Regions from separate parts of the Homo sapiens genome. Here region 2 is linked to region 1. Evidence: chromatin contacts called from ENCODE Hi-C or POLR2A ChIA-PET data. All regions are on one chromosome and are shown on one strand. Each heading gives the region's core, a stretch centred on a gene start or an enhancer-like site at or near the end of the contact. The rest is flanking DNA. Distances are from core to core; before and after follow the strand shown. Region 1 has its middle 10 kb from the start of IGFBP4. Region 2 overlaps RAB5C (RAB5C, member RAS oncogene family).

Evidence for each region. Hi-C counts contacts between places; a loop is a spot of excess contacts on that map. ChIA-PET counts read pairs that join two places held with the same protein, here RNA polymerase II (POLR2A).
Region 2: a loop to region 1 is called in a map of posterior vena cava, with 15 times the contacts of the local background. The contact joins two enhancer-like sites. A Hi-C loop is called at or near these places in 1 of 168 maps with a recorded cell type or tissue (posterior vena cava). POLR2A ChIA-PET finds 5 or more read pairs at or near these places in 2 of 52 experiments (HEK293 and activated CD4-positive, alpha-beta T cell).

The regions. Positions count from the first base shown.
Region 1 is chr17:40,431,311-40,434,830 of GRCh38, reverse strand. No RefSeq gene overlaps it. Among named protein-coding and RNA genes, the nearest start is that of IGFBP4, 10 kb to the left of the region's middle. Within about 2 kb of position 1,595, at least 7 of the 41 ENCODE cell types and tissues checked have a DNase peak (open chromatin) inside an H3K27ac peak, as active enhancers do.
Region 2 is chr17:42,127,368-42,131,040 of GRCh38, reverse strand. RAB5C (RAB5C, member RAS oncogene family) reads left to right here. Exons shown (of 6, transcript NM_004583.4): 2 at 451-704; 3 at 2,241-2,392; 4 at 2,658-2,780. The coding sequence starts at 539. Among named protein-coding and RNA genes, the nearest start is that of HSPB9, 6.4 kb to the right of the region's middle. Within about 2 kb of position 1,825, at least 13 of the 41 ENCODE cell types and tissues checked have a DNase peak (open chromatin) inside an H3K27ac peak, as active enhancers do.

The DNA of each region.
Region 1 (3,520 bases), core at 346-2,845:
TCCCAGTGCAGTGCAATGCTCTTGGACTTTGCAGCATCCAAAACCATGTGCCAAATAAACTTTTATTGTTTATAAATTACCCAGTGTGTGGTATTCTGCTATAGCAGCAGAAAACAGACTAAGACAACTAATCTATATTTTTAGAAATCAGGATAAAGTTTACATGTGGGGAGAGGAGTGAAGGTAGCCTTATGGGGTACAGGTAATATTATTTAGTTACAACCTCACTAAGTGAACATTTATTGAGCTAGACATTTCTCATTTCTGCACTTTTCTGTATGCATGTTATACTTCCATTTTTACTGAAAAAAAAAAAAAAAGGCTTTTCCTTTTTATTTTTTTAAAGAGTGCTGACTCTCAAGTCAGCCTGCCTGGGCTGGATTCCTGGCAGCAGAAACCAGGATAAGTTAGCCTGTGCCTCAGTGTCCTCATCCTTCATATTAAATGAACATCATTATAGTGTGGCTATGATGACTAAATGAATGAATCTGCATAAAACACTGAGAATGCTGCCTGCCAAACATTAAGCGCCCAATGAGTGTTAGTTATTAGCCATGACCAGCCAAGTGAATGAGATTAAGAGCCTGGAGCCAAAAGGCCTGCACTGAATCCTGGATTTGCCATTTACTAGCTCTGTGACTTTGGCAAAGTGGCATCCTCCCTCTTATCCTCAAATGCCCTCAGTTGTAAGAGAGATAATGCCAGCCCAGCCTGATAGGGCTGTGCAGAAACCTACTGAGACAATGTGTGTAAAGCACTAAACACAGTGCCTGGCATGGAGTAAGGCTCAATGCCTGTTATTATGATCATTGATTACCATGGTAACCCTATAAACCCATTTTATAGATGGGGCTCCAGGTAGTAAAAACATGGGCTTAAGGTCACATGCAACTCAATGTCATTCAAACTCATTTTTGGGACAACAGAGCCTGTGTTGCATTCACACCCAGCCTCCAACTTGCACCTCCCGCTCCCCACCTCCAGAGGCAGCACAGCCTTGGAGACTTTTCCCCAAACCCAATCAGCACCTTTTCCTCCTGCCCAGTGGGCCCTGCTACCACAGAAGCCCTTGTCTTTCCAACTCCAGTTGTCAGATTCTGTGTGCCCAGAGGGGGTTGTGTCTTCCCTGCTGGCCCAGCTCTAGCGCTAACCTGAGAGTTCTGGTGCCCTCAGTCAGGGTGCATCCCGGGCCCCAGATCTAACCTCAGCTACGCGAAGAAAGGGTCTCAGAGAGAAGCCACAGAGCCCAGCAGGCTTTCCATGCCAGGGGCCTCTTTCACTGCAGTCTCCTTTTGTCTTTGGCCTGAGAGAGGTAAAGATGACTGGTTGATGGCTGGAGAGAACTTGACGGCAGAGGAACAGGGCTGGGTAGGCCCAGCAACAAGGCCTATTACACCTGGAACTCCTAATCCACAGAGCCTCTGTCTCCTCTCCTGAAGCCTGGATTCACTCCCTTGGTCTGCACCATTTTCAGAGACTTGATGTTTGGAGCCAGTAATCTTTGAGATCTGTGTGGGCTGTTCCTTACCCCCACCCAGTCATGATGATCTAAAGAGCAGCAGAAGCTGGGCCCCAAGCCAGGGGAAAGCCAGACAGCCTGAAATGGAAAAGAGCTTTGCTCCCAGCTTGGGATGCACAAACTGTGGGGCAGTCTGCACTGGTCCTGCAGTCCGAGCCAAGGGTTCAGATCTCAGCTCTGTCCTTATTAGCTGTGGGCTTGTCTCTTCACCACTGTGAACCTCAGTTTCCTTATCTGTAAACTGGGGATGCTATTCCCTACTTCACTCTGGCAGGCTGTTAAGGAGGATCAAATGAGGCTGTCTATTAAAATGACAGACTTGTATACCAGAAAGCAGGTTACAAATTGATGGTGTCCTTATTATGACCCTCTTGGGTCTCTTCTGATGCTAAGATTCTATGATGATTTGGAGTGAAAGGATAGAGAGAAGAGGAGGGAGTACTAGCAAGGGAAAAACCAAGAGAGGGAGGGGCTGAAAGAGGGAACAGGACAGAGAGATGGAAAGGCACAGACAGGTGAATAGATGTGATGAAATGAAAAACTTGCAGAGGTGGGAGAGATTTAGAAACAGATATGAAATCAGATATCAGAAAACAGATATGAGTAGGTGGTGGGTGGATGACAGGTGATGGCATTATTTGGGTAGAAGAGTGGTTGAAGGTCCTGTGAATTAAGGGTCTGGGGTAAAGTCTCCCTCTTCATTCATTTGTTCATTCTTCAGAGGAAAGAATGAGGTAGTAGCTGTCAAGCTAGACCAAGTCTCAGAGCCCACATCTATCCATCAGGCTTGCTCCCAGCAGCACCCAAGAGCCCTCTGAGGGCAATGGACTGGAGGATGGGTTTCTGCTGTTCCTCAAGTCAGACCCCTGGGTTCTGAGTCCAAAGTCCGAGGCAGGGGTCAGCTACCTGGAATGCTGGTCCCCTGCCCCCACTCCCCACCCTGACTTCCACTAATGAATGGGAGTTTCATTAGGCTCTTTCAGGCCACACTGACCTGTACTCCTCAGTACCTGGCTCCTACACAGGCAAACAAGTAAGCAGGCATGGGATAGGGGAGGGAGAGAAGGTGTACAGCCTGAAAAGGTGAGATGGTCAGGGAAACAGATGGATGCTGGGTAGAGGCACACAGCACTCCACCCCCTCCTACTCCTCTCTTCTTGGGCCCCACCCTATTGCCTCCCAAGGACCTTATGTGGAATGTCAGAGCTAGGGAGAAAGTGACAGGTTCATGTGACCCTATTCCCCACCACATGAGGAGGCATCACTGGCTTTCTCACCCCATCCCCCAGGTCAGCTTGCCGCCCCGTTGCAGTCATCTATGGTTACACCTCTCTTTGGGCCTTAGTTTTCCCATTTGTACAATGGGGAGGTGGGACTTAGTAATCTAAAAGCCAGCCTGATTCTAACCTCTCTTCCAAGCCTATCTCATCCTGCTCCCAACTCACCTTCTGGATGTGCCTGCCCTGCTGGGCCCCCTGAATGTCAGATAAGTGCCACCCTGGGTGAGAAATCTCTGGGCCTTTGGGATCCTCTGGGATGGCAGTGGAGGGGAGGTGGGTGAACAAAAGGAAGACTAAGGAGCTGGAGTGAGACAGAAAACCCTCTCCTCCCTGCTTCCATCTCTACTGCATGTCCCATTTGTTCCAGCAGGGAAAGCAGGGGCAGAGGAGTACCCCAGGACAGAATGGGCCTCTGGCTTTCCTGGTGAAAGGGAGCTTTAGGGATCCTAAGATTCCCTGCTCCTTAGGAACTCCCCAGGGGACCCCCAGACCCTCCTCAGAGACCCTAGCCTCCCAGCACCCTCTGTGGCTCCTGATTAGCACTACTTTTGGAAGGAGCAGCTAGACCAGCGGTGAGGGTGGATGGTATGCAGTTGGTAGGAAGTGGGTGGTGAGTTGACGGTAGGCAGACAAATGGGTGGATGGTGAGTGGGTGGGGAGGAGAGTGAATGGTGGATGGGGCTGAATGGATGGTGGGTGGGTAATGAGTAGGGTGGGTGGA
Region 2 (3,673 bases), core at 576-3,075, 1.7 Mb before region 1:
GGCTACCAGACTGGAACTTCATTATTGATCTAAATCCTAGTGTCTTCCTGAGCTTTTGTTTTGTTTTGTTTTGTTTTAATTTTGCCCCAAAAGCCTGTTGACTTAACTGTCACCAGGCTGTCACACATTCATTCATCGCCTGTGTGTGTTTATTTGTAGGTGAATGTACATATTTGGGATCCAGAAGTCAATGTGTTTGCTCAGAACCATGAGCCTGAAGTTGGGAGACCATTCTCCTCTTTACAGCTCAGATGGTGGTAGAGCCGGTAGACATCTAGTATAGCCCAGTGGGGCCTCCTGACCTCTAGTGGGGAGGGCAGGGAGGTGAGGTGAGGGGAAGCAGTCAGCTAGGTCTTCAGTGAGGCCAGAGGGAAAGATCTGTAATTTAAGAAGGACACAGCGGGTGACGGCCTCTGAACTAACTCAGTACTTCTCATTTCTCCCTTACAGTTGGAGGTCCCCCTCCCCACTAAGTGCCTCTTTGCATAGCACCAGTCCCCACCCGCACGCTCTCTGGACCACTACAGCTGGACGGGCAATGGCGGGTCGGGGAGGCGCAGCACGACCCAATGGACCAGCTGCTGGGAACAAGATCTGTCAATTTAAGCTGGTTCTGCTGGGGGAGTCTGCGGTAGGCAAATCCAGCCTCGTCCTCCGCTTTGTCAAGGGACAGTTTCACGAGTACCAGGAGAGCACAATTGGAGGTGAGTGGGCATGAGGGAGTCGGGGAGGGGCCTGAAGGTTGCCAAAGAAATGCTTTGACCTTGAGGAGATGGGAAGCTGCCTGCCTGCATTAGGGACTAAATGCGTCTGTGGTGGCAGCCCCACTTCCTCACCTGGGCCCTGGAATTGAGCCCAGCAACTGGTCTCCATGCCAGAGTCCCCTCAAGCATCGCTAGTAAGCATTTGCTGGGAGTGGAAAGCTAGCTTCCCATCCTGTTTCTGCCCCTTCTTGATCTGTGTGGCCTTGGCTGAGGCCCTTTCACTGCCCTGGCCTCATGGAGGGAGAGCTGACTCTGGATCTTTGAGGCCCCTTCTTACTATAATGGGTGGTCCATGTGCCCTGGCCTTTCCCACTTCCAGAAGAAGGAACAGCCTGGTGAGTCGGAGCTGGGTGATAGGTGGGTGTTTCTGAAGCTGACTTTACCCTTTCTGGAGCTCACAGCCTGTTGTTGATTTTCCAGTGGTCAGCATTTAGGATGTGAGTGAGGGTCTGGCCTCGGCCTCTTGCCTCCGTGGCTAACACACACATCAAGAGGCAGGGGCCAACGCTGGCCTTGGCCTTGAGTCATCCTTTCTCTACTCTCTTGGTAGGAGGTTTCTAGGCAGCTGGAAACAAAATGGGCCATGTCAGCAGTCTCCCTGCTGCCTCCTCAGCATTTGGGTCAGGAGCTGGAGAGGGGAAGTGAGGCAGTGCCCCATGTCCCTCAGTGAGCTGGGGGAGGGCAGACCAGGAAAGCAGCCTTCTACACATGGCTGTCCTGGGTTCTCTGCTGGGTCCAGGGGCAAAGGGGCCTTTTGCTGTCTGTCCCAGCTCTGGACTCCTCCTTTGAAGCATGTGTACAGGCACCCTGCATTCCCCTAAGGAGTCACCTCTTAGTGACTGAAGGTCAGGTCACAGGGTGGCCATACAGGAACAGGTCTGGGTCAGAGCTAGGGGCGGTGGCTAGCTGGAGTGCCTGGAGGTGGTAGGGGTGGTTGGGAAGCCGGCCACCCAGCCTCAGCCTGGTGGTGGAACAGTGTGTACTTCCCCAGCATAGCTAAGTGTGTGAGAATGTCCTTAGGAAACCCAAGGTCAGTGACACCCCTGGGCTGGAGCAAACTGAGGGGTGGAGCGGTCCCTAGCTGCTGGTCTGTTCTCTGAGTGGCGGAGGAGGAGGTCTGAGGGCGCTCACCCTTCTGTGCTTGGAGTAGGCTTCCCCTAGGCTTTCCCTCTCTTGCCCCTGCTGTGTTGCTCTTCAGAGAGTGGTCCTGAGATGGCTCAGTGCATGCAGGAGTCCCTTCTCCTGCCGTTGCCTGGGCTGGGTCTGCAAAGCCTGTGCAGACCCCGTCCCCCAGACACATACATAAAAATCCAAACTCCACCCCCCACTCAGGCCTGCTTTGGCTCCTGGCTTGAGGGTTCTCTGTGCCCATCTCAGTGGTGGGCTTCTGAGTGCCAGAGCCTAGAAGCAACAGTGGGATTGTGTGGGGTGGATTCCAACTCGCTCTTGCCCATGGACGCTCCTTCTCTCTTACAGCGGCCTTCCTCACACAGACTGTCTGCCTGGATGACACAACAGTCAAGTTTGAGATCTGGGACACAGCTGGACAGGAGCGGTATCACAGCCTGGCCCCCATGTACTATCGGGGGGCCCAGGCTGCCATCGTGGTCTATGACATCACCAACACAGTAAAGATTTCCCCTTGCTTCTTCCTTTGCCCTTCATCTTCTCAAAGTCCCAGGGATTGGGTTATCAGAGCCCTGATTTCAGGCCGCTTAACCCTCTGTTCCTGGGTGGGGGGTGGGCAGATTTCCTGTTTGGGGACATTGCATCAGAATCTTTAGGTGGCAATGTCTTAGATAATTTGGCTGTGCCAGCTTGAGAGTCTCTAATGGGTGGCCCTGGGCAGAATGCCTTCTCTGTCCCTTCGACATTCTGTCCCTGTCTCCTCAGGATACATTTGCACGGGCCAAGAACTGGGTGAAGGAGCTACAGAGGCAGGCCAGCCCCAACATCGTCATTGCACTCGCGGGTAACAAGGCAGACCTGGCCAGCAAGAGAGCCGTGGAATTCCAGGTGGGGAGATGACAGACTTGGGGGAAGGAGTGGAGTAAGCAGCTCCCCCCGGCCTCGCCTGGGATGCTCAGGGGCTTTGGGAAGGGCCATGCTAGGAGGCAACAGGGAAGCTTCCATCTGCTGTCCTCTCGTGCCTCAGGCATGGGCCTAACATGGCTCCTGTCTGTAATCCCAGTGCCTTGGGAGGCTGGAGTGGGAGGATCACTTGAGGCCAGGAGTTCGAGACCAGCCTAGGCGACACAGTAAGACTCTGTCTCTGCAAAAGATTTAAAAATTAGCTGGGCTTGGTGGCACGCACCTGTAGTCTCAGCTGCTCAGGAGGCTGAGGCACGAGGATTGTTTGAGCCCAGGAGTTTAAGATTGCAGTGATTGCAACACTGCACTCCAGCCTGAGCAAGAGTGAGGCCCCATCTCTTTAAAAAAAAAAAAAAAACAGCCAGGTGTGGTGGCACACACCTGTAATCCCAATACTCTGCAGGCTGAGGCGGGAGATCACTTGAGCTTAGGAGTTCGAGACCAGCATGGGCAATGTGGCGAAACCCCATGTCTAAAAAAATACAAAAGTTAGCTGGGCATGGTGGTGTGCTACTCAGGAGGCCGAGGTGGGGAGGATCATTAGAGGCCAGGAGATTGAGGCTGCAGTGAGCAGTGATCGTGCCACTGCACTCCAGCCTGGGCAACACAGTGAGATCCTGTCTCAAAAAAAAAAAAAAGAAAAGAATAAAAAAAGCATGGGCCTAAAAGGAATTGCCCGTCACCTGTCTCTCCCTGGTTCTCTTTCTTTGGTGGTAGGGGTATGTGTATATATGGATCACTAGCCTTCTACTTCTCTTTTCTTGTAAGTTGACTTTTTAATTAAACTTATTGAGAAAGAAATACTTAAGTCTCTGCTA